Regions from separate parts of the Homo sapiens genome. Here region 2 is linked to region 1. Evidence: chromatin loops called from intact Hi-C (ENCODE). Cell type or tissue: IMR-90. All regions are shown on one strand.

The links. Peaks named below come from ENCODE experiments on the same cell type or tissue, not always from the same donor. Only the 100,000 strongest peaks of a DNase experiment are listed, where the experiment ranks them.
Region 2: it touches region 1 in a loop (3-fold over the local background); 5 of 110 quality-filtered maps call a loop at or near these places.

The regions. Positions count from the first base shown.
Region 1 is chr15:48,354,911-48,362,910 of GRCh38, forward strand. No RefSeq gene overlaps it. Among named protein-coding and RNA genes, the nearest start is that of DUT-AS1, 27 kb to the left of the region's middle. In IMR-90, a CTCF peak has its summit at 3,395 (motif pointing right); a DNase peak (open chromatin) is centred at 3,431; H3K27ac peaks cover 201 bases.
Region 2 is chr15:48,436,993-48,444,992 of GRCh38, forward strand. It overlaps FBN1 (fibrillin 1), which reads right to left. Exons shown (of 66, transcript NM_000138.5): 49 at 7,549-7,668; 50 at 4,729-4,854; 51 at 776-925; 52 at 330-395; 53 at 1-85. Among named protein-coding and RNA genes, the nearest start is that of DUT-AS1, 110 kb to the left of the region's middle. In IMR-90, no CTCF peak of the experiment used is centred here; a DNase peak (open chromatin) is centred at 3,229; H3K27ac peaks cover 1,589 bases.

The DNA of each region.
Region 1 (8,000 bases):
ATGATAAGGCAATAAAAACTTCAAAGGGCAAGTTAAAAATGTTTCCTAATTCATTTCAGCCTAAACTGATCCCTGCGCCCGTCTCACACTGTCCGCCAGCTCTTTTGCTGAAGTATGTTACCCTTTCTCCTTGGAATCATTACCCGGTCTCCTTGGAATGGAAACTGTGTCAGACTCCAGGGGTGAGTGGGAGGGAAAATGGTGCTCGCAGAAAGAGAGGAAGTGTTTTTTCAATTTAGAGCTAGAAGTAAGTGCTGACATTGTCTCATGTGTGTTTGGGGACAATGGCACAGGCCAGCGGTAACACATCCACTTTTCTGTGTCCCTTGCTCAGATGTGTTTGGCATGAGGCTGCAAAAGCCACGGCTACTTTATCGCACCCCAAATCTCTGAATCTCTGTTCTCCCTCCTGGGAATGTGAAATATGGACAACATGCAGTTTCTACCTTGTATTGTTAACATAATTATCCAGATGAATTCTCTTATTATTTCCCCACACATATTTTGAAACAAAAAATCCTTTCCCTTACGAAACTTCACTTCCTTTCTTCAGACGCACACCTTCTGTGGGGTTTGAACATTAACCTCAGCTGACTTCAGAGCTGCACTAAGCAAAGCCTGTGTTTTCTAGGCCAAAGTAGACAAAGTGAAGTGAAAGGAGCTGTTGCCAGTTGATGCTGACGAAGGTAGAAGAGAGGCTGGGTACTCACGCTAGGTTCCACCCCCTGCACCGCCCTCTCCCCCAGTACAGCTCATCTGGGAGTTCAGATTCCTCAGCCTTCTAGGTCACCTCTGATGAGCAGGGGCTGTGAGAACTGCTTAGCCTTTTGGCTACTGTAGTGTGGTTGGGAGAGAAAATACGTATTAATATTATTACTTAAAGATAGTTTTATTTGTGTCTATATTGAACATCTCTTGTTTAGAAGGCAAAATAATCATCTGCCTGCCACATTTTACTTCGTAGGCATAGAGTATCACCTTTTTTTTTTTTTTTTGAGACAGAGTCTTGCTCTGTTGCCCAGGCTGGAGTGCAGTGGCACGATTTCGGTTCACTGCAACTTCTGCTTCCTGGGTTCAAGAGATTCTCCTGCCTCAGCCTCCTGAGTAGTTGAGATTACAGGTGTCCGCCACCATGCCTGGCTAATTTTTGTATTTTTAGTAGAGGCGGGGTTTCACCATGTTGGCGAGACTGGTCTCAAATCCCTGGCCTCAAGTGATCCACCCGCCTCGGCCTCCCAAGTGCTGGGATTACAGGCGTGAGCCACCGCGCCCAGCCAGAGTATCATCTTTTAAACTGCTTTGTTCTAATATAATTATCTGTGTCCAAATTTTAGAATTGATTTTCATAACTTAAATTAGAATACAAATAATAAAAGGAAGAGAGCTAACATTTTTTAAGTGCTATATACACCAGGTGCTATTCTAGTTGTGTTCCTTTTACCTGAATGAGGTATTGTAAACCTAGGGGCAGAATTTACTCTTAGGGTGAAAACTGGTCTCTTTATTTTTAGGGAGTCAGCAAGCCATTCTGATGGGCTACTCAAATGTTAGAGTAGGATCTCAGAGCTCAAGGGCTTGTTTGGGCAGGCTGAGAAGGAGAGGCAGAGAGATGTGAGGGACTCAGGAGTTGGTGGCAGGGGTGGTTAGCAGGGGGCAGGAACGCCAAAATATGGTAGGAGGCTAATCAGAGAAAGGACCAGTGAGAAATTTCCTGCATCAAGGAGTGCCAAGACACTTCTTCTAAATTTATATTATGGAAATTTCTAGCATATACAAAAGCAGAATGAGAAGTATAATGAACCCCGTGTAATCATCACTCAGCTTTAACAATGATCCTCTCATAGCTGATTTTGTTTCTTCCGTATCCCTACCTACTTGCCCACTCCCAACCCCCAGTGAATTATTTTGAAACAAATCCCAGACATTGTATCACTTCACAGATTACATTTTAATCTGTTTTCCGAGCTATCTGTACGGTAGCTCCCCTCTTATTACCCAAACTTCAGTCAAATCCACTCCTTTAGTGTCAGTGGGACTTTAGAGGGGGACTAAAAGCAAAAGAGTTTGCATCTGGGCCAAAATGGGTGAAGAAAAAGTAGTGAGAAGCCTGATGCGCAGCCGAGATTAAGAATAAGCAGAGCTCCTGAGAATCCTTGAAAAGATTGGAGGTGAAGGGATGCTAGTTCTTCCATAGAAGTCAGATGGGAGTTTTATATAGTAGTGTGTGTGTCTGTGTGTGTGTGTGTGTGTGTGTGTGTGTGTGTGCTGTTATTAAAATGAAGAGTGACTCTGGAAGACTGGAAGACTTGGGGACAGCCAGACAGCTGGCCTTTGGGTTACAGTTGCATTTTCCAAGTTTCCTTTCCTTGCAAGGAAAGAAAATACTAAATTTAAACACCATCTTTCAATTTCTCAGTCAATAATTTCCTTTTCTGTCTCTTTCACAAATGCAGTTTCAAGACATCAATGCAAGGCATTTATTTTCTACGGCGCCTTTCAGAAACATGAAATCACTGAAGGAGCGTTGTTAAGCAATTCCAATCCCAATTAGGTTTGCAGCTGATGTCTACGTAGCCTTGTTTAAGTTACTATTCTTTAACAACTTGTGGTGTAACTAGCAAAAATTGTAAAAAGTGGACCTAGATTCTTGCAAAATTACCCTGTAGCGTTCTCAAGGTGGGGGAAAGAAAAATATGGACAACAATTGAACTAAATTTAATTTTATCAAGTTAATAATGCCTTTAAGATTATAGATAGGCCAGGCGCAGTGGCTCACGCCTATAATCCCAGCACTTTGGGAGGCCGAGGCAGGTGGATCACCTGAGATCAAGAGTTCAAGACCAGCCTGGCTAACATGGTGAAACCACATCTCTGCTAAAAATACAAAAAAATTAGCCAGGCATGGTGGCGGGCGCCTGTAATTCCAGCTACTTGGGAAGCTGAGGCAGGAGAATCACTTGAACCAGGGAGGCGGAGGTTGCAATAAGCTGAGATTGCGCTATTGCACTCCAGCCTGGGCAACAAGAGCAAAACTCCGTCTCAAAAAGCAAAACAAAACAAAAGATGATAGATAAACAGAGGAATTTGGGATTTGAAATGTCATCTTCTCTTAAGATGCATCTAGACAGTTGATAATTGCCCAAATAAGTTTAATATGGGATAGACTGCGAACTTTTTTTGCATGCAGATAGCATGAGTTATAGCTATTTCCTTATTTATATTCTAATAGAAAAAGAATTTTTCTTTGAGAAAAGAAAATGGCAACTTTACTATCTTTATCAGATGCGTTTCTGTCTTAAAAAAAGACCGAGGCTGTATGTGGGAAACAAAAATTATAACCAACATTAAGACAATATGTTGTTGAAAATACTGCTATCTAGAGGCCTTAGGAAATAGTATCTAGCAACCACTAGATGTCACTTGATGTTTGCTTTTTTGTAAAAGGTAGTTTTTTTGTTTTGTTTTTGTTTTTTCATAGTTTATCTGCAATTATAAGTCTACAATTCTCAATGGGTCCAAGCTGGCAGAAAACAAAATGCTGCAATATTTGAGTGAAAGCAGGCAAAAGTCATTAGATGAGAACAATGATTTTAACTTTAAATAAGATTTGGGTGGTTGCAGGGTTTGTATAATCTCTCCTGGCATTTGTAAGGACCAGAGAAGCCAGCAGCTTTGCCCTCCTGCTGTGTTTAAACAAAAATGGAAAATTGTAATGAACAGCTAGATTTTTCCTATCTTTCATTTTTTTCTTCCTCCTCCTTCCCCATTTTTAGGAGAATGTGACTTTTAAAATGATTGCCCTTTAATGAGGTTACTTGCAGCATTTTAAGATCAATCCTTCTTTGTTCAAATTTCTACCCACAAATCAAAACTGTTTTAATCTTCATTATCTCAGTAAAGCGCATGTGACAAAAGTAAATGGAGAAGACGTCTAGAAATGTTGTGAGGGTTCTCTGGGGTTATCCACTTCCTGTATTTGCTAAAACTCTAATAATCAGTTCCAGTAGAGACCATGTATCCTGGGGTTTTGTTTTGTGTAACAGCTATTTGTTTATTTTTTTTAACTGTCATTGTATTTTGGCTTCATGATGGTTAAATGAGTCTCCGTATTAAGTAAACCTCTCTGACCCTGCCTATTTCCTGTCTTGTCAAACCTTTCCTTGTAAGAATAACAGTGTTCTTTTATTTGGTAGTGTGCAGCATGATGTTTTTGGCATGGCCAACATTTTTGACTTGCAAAAATTTGTGACCTCAAGTGTGAGAGAAGTGAATGCTTTTTTCGGTACCTCATGGGGTCTCAATCTTAAAAAGTATCTTACGAAAGAATTATCAGCATGTTTATTTCCCAAACATCACAAATAAACAAATAGAAATAGCTTTTTTTAATAAGCTACTAAAAATATTAAACCAATGAATACTTGGTGAACATTTTGCTGCTACTAAACTTACATAATTTCTCAAACTGGCCTAGCTATATGAAGACACAGAGCTTTTATCATGTTCTGTCTAGTAATTCATATTTTTGAAAACATATTTTCAAACCAAAACACATTGTATGTGAGTGGAGTATGGCTATTCCAAGTCACAGAATGGAAGAAATATCTTTGTTGCCTCATCCTTATATACCTAGGTCTATTTAGTTCTGAAATGGATTCTATAAGATAAGAACCATCAAAATCAAAAGTCTCAATCAAATGCACCTCCTTTTTTTAAGGTAGCTAGCCATTTGCTAGCATTTTTCTCTTATCTTTTGGTTTATTTTTCAATAATGTGGACATTATGAGAATAAAATCATGGTAAACATCTCTTGCATTTAAAGATTGACAACTGCTAAATATTAATTTTGAAATATTGATAACTAATTAGAATCTGAAGAAAATAGATTGTGTTGATTTGAAGGTGTCATGAATAAATTCTTATAATCACATAGCAGTAGTTCTGAAAGTCTTGGCTAACAAAAATCTAAATATCTGCAGCAAATGGAATTTGATAAAAGTACCACCAACTAGTAGTTTTTTGTTTTTTATCATTGGCTAGAAATATAGTTCTAATAAAGAGCCTGTGATGTATAGGCAGTAACAAAGAAAAAGCTGAGGACTAAAAAGATACATTCATCATTCTAGTATGGAATATTTTTTCTCAAAATGTCTGAAACACAGAACTATAAGCTTAATTTAAGATTTTCAGCCTGAGCAACATGGTGAAAACCCATCTCTACCAAAAATTAGCTGGGCATGATGGTGCATGCCTGTAGCCTATAGTCCCAGCCATTCAGGAGGTTGAGGTGGGAGGATCAATTGAGCCTAGGAGTTCGAGGCTGCAGTGCACCGAGATCACACCATTGCACTCCAACTTGGGTGACAGAATGAGATCCTGTCTCAAAAAAAAATATTTTTTCTTAGACCTGTCATTCAAACTTCCTTTAATTATTCATTGTCATTAAGTATTTCTTTTTCAGAGCCAAATCCAAGGAGACTTAAATTGTATTATCAAGATTTATTTCATTTATACCACACACATATAACACATATACTTTCCTATACTATAGTTTTCAAAACACTATTGTGTTGTCTTCCTTTTTAGAAAAAAAATACAGTAATACTTGAAATTGTATTAGCATTTTAACTAGCCCAGCACCTATTTTTTTCCACATGTGGTTTCCACTGGTGGTTTTCATAGGCCTCTAGAAGTTGTAGGTGTAGCCCCTTGTAGGTACAGATTGCCTTGTTTAAATAAAGGAATCATTTTTTCTTTAATAGAACCTAATTTTTTAAAAGCACATTTAAGTTGTGCAGTTGTGATTTGAAATAATAACAAAAAGTGATTACACCTAAAAGTTCTAAACTGGTACAATATTATCATGCCATTAGCTGTGATGGAGCTGAAAGCTGATAGAACTTACACTTGTATCTCATGACTCTGTTTCCTTTGAAGTAAGCACTGGTGGCTGACCGAGTTTAATGTCCCAGCTTTTTGGATCTCTAAGAGGATTACAGTGTGATTTTATAACCTGCCACAAATTCCTCTCTATGCAACTTACTATGTGCTATGTATGTGTTTTTAAAAAAATCAACTGGAGCATGTGCCTGTAGTCCCACCTACTTGGGAGGCTGACTCAGGAGAATCATTTGAGCCCAGGAGGCGGGAGGTTGCAGTGGGCTGAGATCACACCACTGTACTCCAGCCTATGGGACAGGGAGAGATTCCATCTTAAAAAAAAAAAAAAGAAAAAAAAAAGCAAAACAAAAACAACAACAGCAAAAAACCAATTGGAATCAAAATGTGTTTTCAAATGAGTCACTTTATTTTTTATTTCTTAGAGTTTTCTGAAAAATTTTTTTTTTTTTTGAGACAGTCTCACTCTTTTGCCCAGGCTAGAGTGCAGTGGTGTGATCTCTGCTCACTGCAAGCTCAGCCTCCCGGGTTCAAGCGATTCTCCTGCCTCAGCCTCCTGAGTAGCTGGGACTACAGGCGCCTGCCACCATGCCTGGCAAATTTTTTTGTACTTTTAGTAGAGACGGAGTTTCACTGTATTAGCCAGGATGGTCTCGATCTCCTGACCTTGTGATCTGCCTGCCTTGGCCTCCCAAAGTGCTGGGATTACAGGCGTGAGCCACCGCACCTGGTCTTCTGAAATTTTAAAAATTGCTTCAGCATAGTGCTGAAATACTTTATGTATGTAATGTAGAAGTCAATACAACAATAAAAATATCAGTCCTCTCTCTACCCCTCTCCACTCTGAGTCTAAACACTTTCAACTGTTTGTGATTTACTTTCATGTTCCTAAATAATATGCAAGTGCAGTTATTTCATTTCGTTTCAAGTGTAGTCACTTTCTACTGGTTTTCTTCTGGGGCTGATGAGAATTTAGCTTTCTTACCATACCCCTCTGGCTGCATTCCTCCCATGCCCCCACTTTGTCCTTCCTCTCATCCTCCCAACATAATCGTCTAACAATATTCTGGCTAAATTTAAAGCTGAGTCATATAGTGTACTATGGTAACATGTTTATGTAACCTTTTGTGGGTTTCTTTTTTTCATTAGTAATAGCTTATTTTTTGTTGTTGCTTAGTTTTTTATGCTTATTAGGAATTTCTCCCTAAATTCTTTGGTAGAATTGTGATACTCCCTTGAATAGAGTTGGACTCTAAGATAATCTATCAGTTTCTTTTTCTTTTCATTTTTTTTCTTCTAGATGCTTCCCCACTTTAATTCCTTTGTCTCTAGCTCCTGTCACTCCTGACTACTCTGCAACTGCCATCCTGGAGCTCAGTCTTCATAGGAATCCCTTTCATCTGTGTCCTCCACGCAATTTCCTATTGCCTGTATCCCATGCTTTTCCAGTTTGGGTTTGTTCCTCACTTTGGTAAAGCACAATCTCCAGCAGCTGCTTTTTAAACATTTGAAAATTTTATTTTATTTATTTTTTTTTTTTTGAGATGGAGTTTTGCTCTTGTCACCCAGGCTGGAGTGCCGTGGTGCAATCTGGGCTCACTACAACTTCTGCCTCCTGGGTTCAAGTGATTCTCCTGCCTCAGCCTCCCAAGTAGCTGGGATTACAGGCACCCTCCACCATGCCTGGCTAATTTTTGTATTTTTAGTAGAGACGTGGTTTCACCATGGTGGCCACACTGGTCTCGAATTCCTGACCTCAGGTGATCTGTCCGCCTTGGCCTCCCAAGGTGCTGGGATTACAGGGGTGAGCCACCGCACCTGGCCTAAACATTTTTTTAAATTGAAGTGTACCAAACTGTTTGCTAAACTTAAATGCACTAACTTAAGTGCTCAGCCCAATGCATTTTTGTATACACAGACATTCACGTAACTGACATCCAGATCAAGATATTGAATAGTTCCCAAACTCTTCAAGGCTCCCTCATGCCTCTTCCCCATCAGTAACCTCTATCCTACCCCGTACCTTCAACACGGTCATCGCTACTCTGGCTTCTACCACCATCAATGAGTTTTGCCTGTTCTTGAACTTTATATAAAATCATCAT
Region 2 (8,000 bases), 82 kb after region 1:
AAGGGACACTCGCAGCGATAGGAACCATCTGTATTGATGCACTGTCCATGTTTACAGACATCGGGTTCTTTGCATTCGTCCATATCTTAAGCAAGAGAAAAAAAATAGTGAATAACAAGGTATTTTTTAAACGTGAAGATAAATTATGATCATTTCAGTGTTTAATCAAAAGATTATCTAATAATGCAATAATATAATTGCTATCTAAATGAAGGGACAAAAAAGTAGCACTTAATTTTCCAAGATAGATGGAGAAAAATAAGAATAACTAGAGAAGAAGCAGATTGAGAATACTGAGAAATGCTGAGAATCCAGCACAGGCAACTGACCAACTGCTGAATCATCAGGTCCCACGATGATCCCACTTCCATAAGGACATATCTGGCGGAAGGCCTCTGTGGTGGAGACACTCATTAATAGATAGAACAATAGCAATTCATTACAAGCTTCTCCACAAGTATTTTGAGGTAGAAAATTGCTACATGCTGTGCATATTGATAAATGATGGAAAAAACAAGCCCAGAAACCAGAGGAAGTTATTTAACGAGACTCCCTAAGATGTTGTGTCTACTCCTTGGGCATCTGTGATTCATGACATAATTAAAAAGAAAATAACTACCAAGCTCCTGAGATAAAATAATTTTTAATGAACATTCTAATTAGACTTACAATTAAATTAAATTGTGTTACTGTCTTTAAGGCCTACAGTCTTACTTACATCATGGCCAGTCTGCACCCTGCATGGCCCAGAGAGAAATGCAGATGACAGACATACCATCAGGTTCCGTGGGGCAGAGCTCGCAGGGGTCTCCCCAGCCTTCTCCCTTCAAGGCACAGCAGCATTCCTGCTTGGAGTGATTTCTGGATTTGGGTGATGAACACTTTCCTCCTTCAAACTTCGCATAACAGTAGCTCATTCGCAAATCTGCAGCATAAATTTATGACACCCTTCAGTTGCTTTCCTACTGAGTCCGTATTGCACCATAGCAAATAAAGAACAACCCACTATGTTATATATGTTCTCCTCTCAGGACCACAGCAATACTCCTTACGTGATTCTAATGGTAACTGAGCTGAGATTGTTAAAGTCATGGGTATCTTTTGTATAGTGAGATCTGATGAACAACTCTATGAACTTAAATTTATTACTTCTCATTTTAGTCACTATTTCAAAGTAACCCGATGTGAATCCAATAAAATCCAAAACTGACAGTTTTCAAAACTGACATCTGTCAGTGACTTCAGGATTGGAAAGTCCACAGAAGGAATCATTCACAAGATTCCTTCATTGATAGCTCTGCTTGCAATATCATGTTTAATGAGCACACTAGAGTAAGAGAATCCTCTTAGTTCTAATATTTACTGTGATATCACACTTTGTGGTTTATTCTGTGTCCCCTAAACTCTGGAACTAAAATAAAATCCCAGATCACAGGCACAGAACAAATACAGAAGTGGCAACTTTGTAGATGGGCAAAAATACAACACAAGGGTTGGTCACTGAAGCAGATACTCCCGGAGATGCTGGCTACAAAATGCAAGTGGGGCTTTTTGTAGATTTTACACACACACACATATGCAGAGCTGTGTCAATGTTAAATTTTTAAAAGAAGCTTGTTTAGCTCAACACAGAGAGGGAAGGAAGAGGAGGGCAGGGCTGTGGGTGGGTGGGAACAGAATAGTCTTTCTTTGAAAGAATATATTTCAATATTGATTATTGCTTTGATGACTCCAACAAAGAAGATGGGATCTACTTCCTATAAAATTCTCCAACATTGCTTGACATAATTTTGGAAACGGGCTTTTCCATTTCTCATACAACACATTGACTCCAAAAAGTGAGCTCAACCAGAGGTATGGACTGTGTTTTCCCTCGAACTTGACTTCTTAAAGCCTTCCAAAACTCCTCTCATTACACAGAGGCCACAATCTGCAGGTTTAAAAGAAATGCTTTCATACCCATATTGTACTATTCTTCTTTCTTTATATCTGACCACCTCTGCCTTTTTCATTCACTTCCATCACTGTTTTTCAATCCCAGGAACCATACTATCATAACCACCTAAGCACTTCTGTTAAGACAGTCTCACCAGCTTTTATTTCATGACAAAGAAGACAATGTAGGAATAACAGAGTTGCCAGAGATAACAAAGGAAAGGTTTTCATGAATTAAAGTTTCTATCTATCTATCTATTATATTTACCAAGTTATGTAAATCAAATTCAGGTAGCCTCCCCAGTAAACCTGCTCAACCTTTCATGGCTACCAACTCATCCAGATAAATCATCTCTCTAATTTCTATTCCACTTCCCCATCTGTTGTGGCAAGGACCTGGCAAGCACCTTTCAATGAATTATCCTTCTGAAGGTCAAGAGCAATAAAAGTCAATCCTGCGGCATCTCTGCCACCCAAATGTTTGCTTTGCTGAGAAACTTCAAGACTGAACAAATTCTTGTTTCTTGGAGAACACTTTTGATCTCTTTTATTCTTCAAGTTCTTTGTCACATATAATGTTTTGTATTTATCAGTCTTGTTTTTGTTATTTATGCCTCCAACTACCTTTAGATATAATTCAGTGACTACTCACAAAAATGTCTCAACAAATATATGAAAACTTAACTCTGCTTTGTCTTCCAGTTTGTAGTGTTTCTTTAAATATGTATGTTGTAATATTGGTGTATTAAAATTCTCATTCTCTTTTCCTTTAATAGCTGACTTCGTCCCAGACCCCAGCTCTATCTCCCCCACACCACTCCACCCCGAAAAAAAAAAATCTTGGCATTAGACAGAGACTCAAATGCACGAAGTCTTGAGTCAGTCTAAGTGGCAAATTCTCTTCGTTGAACTTTGCAAGTGGGAGTGGCTCATTTACACCTGTGGTCTTTTGTGCCAGGCTCTGTCCACCTGAGTCCCATGGCATTCGCTTTTTAAAAAACATTATCCACGGTTCTGTGGAATTTTCTCATTTCATGAGCAATAGAAGTCTGACTCCTAATTTGTCATCTTACAAGAAAAACCCAGCTCTCAATTTCCTGGCTCCAGCAAAATCTGTGCTCTGTAGGAGACTTACTTTAGCTTGTGGTGATTCTCTAGAATTGGCTTATTAATCAAGGGTGTCTTGCATTGGGGAAGAGAGCTGTGCTTGCCCACATACTTCAGGACTCACTGGGATGCCTGTTTACCAGTCCATCTGCAAAGAGCCCTTAATGACCTCGAAATTTCATCAGAACTACAAAAGTCACTTTCCCTGCTTGCATTCCTCAGTTCTGGCTCTGCCTCCTGGAGCTGAGCATGTGGCAGGGCTGCTCACAGCTGGGCTGATTCTTCCTGCAGCGTTAGCTTGCTCTGTGATGGGCCAGTGCAAATTGAATTAATAGCCTAGGAGTTTCCTCTGGCCTGCCACATCGGCAGATTCACACCTGGTTTCTCACTGCTTTCTTTCCAAATTCAGGCCAAGCCAAAGGCACACAAAAACAAGGGAGTAGGAGTTAGAATTTATCTGACTGGTCTGTACCATGCAGAATATCTGTTCGAATTAAGCACCACCCTGAAATCCACACAGACCACTGACAACTACCAACAAGCTGAAATCAACCGGAGAACTCTCAACCCTCTCCTTCTTACTTCCCAAATAACTAGTTGAAAAGTAAAAAGTTAATCAGATCATTAGAATAACAACAAGAGTCTACAAAGGACTCAGAAACTAACAAAGCTTTGTCACAGTAAGGCTGGTTGGGCAGATATTATTGTTGTTTAAAATGAGGAAATTGAGCTTCCAAAAGATTAAATGACTTGCTCTAGACTAAATATGGCAGGGCTGGGACCCCAAACTCAATTTTTTGAACCTTAAATGATATCCAGTGCCTCTTCCATATTTGGTAATACGGAAGCAAAACCAAAAAACCATGAAAAAAAAAAAAAACCCAACTCAACATCAAAACAACAGTAACAACCAAACAACAAAAGCTACAAGTGGAAAAAAAAGAAATACATGTGTTTGTTTCATCTCCCTTCCCCGGAATTCATGAAACTAGTTTGTGTATGTAGATATCCATACACAACTGTATTGTTTAGAAAAGTCTAAACAGTTTTCTGGGACTTAAGTACATACTGTGTTATGCCAAAGTTCAGGATCCTTTTGATTTTTGTTTAAAATTTGAAAGTCATTGGCAAACCCTTGAAAATCTTTACTCAAATAGTTGACAAGTATTATTCCTAAAAATGAACAATGGCCCAGCAAGAATCCTGATCAGTTTAAATTTATTTTTGTTTTCTTGGAGAATTTGTGATATAAGGGATGGTTACCATATTGTGGGGGCAAATGGGTTAATGTGCAGTTTTTCAGTCTCAAGTCTAACTTTGGACCCACATTTTTCAGCTTATCTCTTCAGAGGTAGGGGATATGTAGCTCAACTTCCCCCAGGCTTTGCTGTTTCGGTGGCTCAAGGTGTTTCCCCACTGATGGGCCTATCAGCATTTGTGTTCTTAGTGGGAGAGAGGTTTATGTGTCAGTACAATTGTATAAGCAACCATAACTTGATGGATGAGTTTTTAACCTTAAAAGTGAAAATGAACCTTCTGACATATGGTTATCATTAGACCTCTGGGTGAATGAAAACTCTCCATCTTCCTGTTCACAAAGAAACAGAGCTTTGCCATGTTTGAAAAATAAGACCACCACAAATAAACATGCAGCATTGAAAGCCCAAAGCCTTCAAAGACACTTACCTTGGCACCTTCTTCCACTGGAGGACAAGGAAAACCCTTCTGGACACAGACATTTGAAGCTGCCTTCAGTGTTACTGCATGTGCCCAGGGCACAAATTTCTGGCTCTTCGACACACTCATCAATATCTAAAAGAATCACATGAGTCAAACAAAGTCAAAACACGATGGAGACATCATCAGGTACCAAACACACAATGTGGACACACAAAGGGCAACTGAGTTTCCAAACTCTTACAATAATAAAGGTATTTTTCTGTACCATAACACTGTGGACTGGACTTCTAGGTTGTCATGACTTCAAAAGAATTAGTTTTGACAGTTATTGATATAAAAATGGAATGTGCAACTGCCTTCTAAGGGGTGCAGTGACAAACGTCTCTTACCCAGACTGAGTTGCTTGGCTAACTAGAAAAGTCAGAGTAATTTCATAGTACCCTAGGCCAGGAAAGAAGCATGAAATTCTAGAGTCACACTGCACCATTGTTCAGGAAGCAGAAATGCTGAGACTTTAAGCACATTGCTAGTGACTCACTCAATGTGAGATCTAGGCCTTTGATCCAAATTTACTCCCCTCCAACCACCCACAGAACTTTTCCCAATACCCTATGCTATAGCCCTAAAACTGTGAATTTTACAAGAACACTAAGACTCATGAAAATAAGTATAATCCTATGAAGTGCAAACTAACGATATCATAGAAGATGACGCTCCTGATTTGTGGGTTAATCTTTCTGAAGACACAAAAATACCTTTCTTGTACAGGCTTTTTCTTTCATCATATAGACAATAGGAAACTGTACACTTAGAATTGTGGCATGTTTTCTTTAGTATATTATACATCTTAGCTCCTGTACAGTGGTAGTTAAGAGTAGCCAATAAGAAGTTTGAATGGCTTGAGTAACCATATGTCCTAGTTTGCCTGGGGGAGCCCCAGCTCATGCCAGTTGGCCTGACTTTATTGTTAATAGTGCCCTTTTCTACTTTCAAAATTGGCTTGGGTTGGTCAATAAAACATACGATTACCTATGGAAAAATATGCCCACTCTATTCCAACAAACTCACTTATCTTTCCTCCTGACTTTCAGCAGGAATTTTTAGTGAACAAAGTGGTAAGTCTTAATTCTGAGCCATGCTACTTTTATGAGAATACTTTTTTATTTTTTCAACAAAACACAAAATATCCTTGTATCCTGGGCTCTTTATTTTTATATTTGTGCAAAGGTTTCTACTCACACCAAAATGTACTTGCATTATACAACTTTATTCTCAAGAGGCCCAACTAAGGAAAAGTTGAGAAATTAACCTTATTATCTTGACTTAATATTGTAAATACCACACAATAAATATTCTAGAAATGTGCAATGCCAAGTGATTCTCTTTCTGTGCAACGCAAAATCAGCTTCTCCATCATGCCATGTTATTGGGTTGCATTTATACCTGTGTTATGTTCCCTGTGGTTTATTAATGAATCTGATCTTCTATTGCCGATTGAATTACTCCATTCTGACACTCCTTCCACCCCTATATCCAACCTTTTCTTAATATAAAAGTTAACTTTTGTGAAAATGCTCAAATGTTTTCAGTTGTTTTTAATTATTACTATGACTATTTATATTATGGTAGAAATTAGCCTGTACATGCCAACTTATTAGGATAGGGCCAAATATTGTAGAATGGGCACATTCATTGACTGTGCAGTTATTTTTCTTTCTATATATATTCTGTTCAATTTAGCGAACTTATGTATTGATAATAAAGCCAATTTTTAATAAAAGTAAAATAACATGCTTAAAAAATTTGCATCTAGACAATTTCAATAAGGTGTTTCCATTTTAAATATCACCACTTGATTGTTACTTAAATTGGATATATAATAAAATTTCTAATTGACGATATTAAAAGTAGAGAAAATTCTCATTGTGGATTAGATGCAGACCTGTTTAAAGTCAGGGGTGTGAACTAGGTGACTTCTTGAAAATCCTTTCAACCCTACTTATTTATGAAATTCTAGCAATTAATGTCCTTCACTTAATGATATGACATATTTGTTGAGGTTAAAGGAAGGCCCTTGGGAGGCTGAGGAAGGAGGATCATTTGAGGCCAGGAGTTTGAGGCCAGCCTGGCAACATAGGGAGGCCCCATCTCTACAAAGAATTAAAAAATCAGCCAGGCATGGTGGCACATGCCTGTAGTCCCAGCTACTCCAGAGGCTGAGACAGGATGATCACTTGAGCCCAGGAGTTCAAGCTTACAGTGAGCTATACTCGTGCCACTGTACTTCAACCTGGTGACAGAGTAAGACCCTGTCTCCATTAAAAACAAACAAACAAAAAGGAATGTAATACTGTAAAATTTGCTGAGAATTTATTTGAAATAAGACATTTCCACTGCTCTATAGGTAAAAACAAAATAGACAAACGATATAACCACATTCATCCAACCTTGAATGTGGTCATTTAAAGTTTTTAAATGGAATCAGGAGCTATTTTTAGCTGCAAAGAATCGCCACTTAAAAAATGTAGTTCGGAAATACTGGGAGTAGGACACAGCATTCCTAACAAATGTGTGAAAGCACAGTGGAAAAGAGTCAGGATCATATGATCAGTCATATGCACAGAACAAAATAACTTCATTAGAGATTAGCATGATAATTAGTGCTTCTTGTCTTGCCAGAAGGATGAGACCATGTCATACCTATGCCCTTGCATTTGTTTCTGATAAAGTATTCCAAAATGAAGACGTCATTACAAAAATTCTCATTCTGCTAAGTCCAGTGGACACCCGACACTCCTCATTTGCTACAACTGATAGCTTTCCTACCTTCACACTTCTCATTTTGAAGACTGTATCCAGGTGGGCAAATGCATCTGTAGGACCCATCCAAGTTTTGACAGGTACCTGGTGCACATTTTCTGGGTTCTAGAAGACATTCATTGATATCTGCAAAGAAAAGGGAAAAATAAGGAAGAGGTTCCCACTGGCATGACTTCCATCAAACAATTAAAATTCAAAAAAACTAGAATGAATCAAAGAAATACATAAAGCAAATTAAAGTTCATAAAATTCCACCATGGAGAAAAATAAGCAATAATAAAAATAAGCTTTATCAGCTTTCAAAAATGTATAGCATAACAACCATATTTTATTTTACCTGCATCAAATTAAATGTTTCCAGAAAATTGTAGCATGTGAAAAGTCAGTGAGTATATAGATTTTAAGGATACTCAAAAGATATGAGAGCTTACTACAAAAGTATTTTAAAGAAAAATATT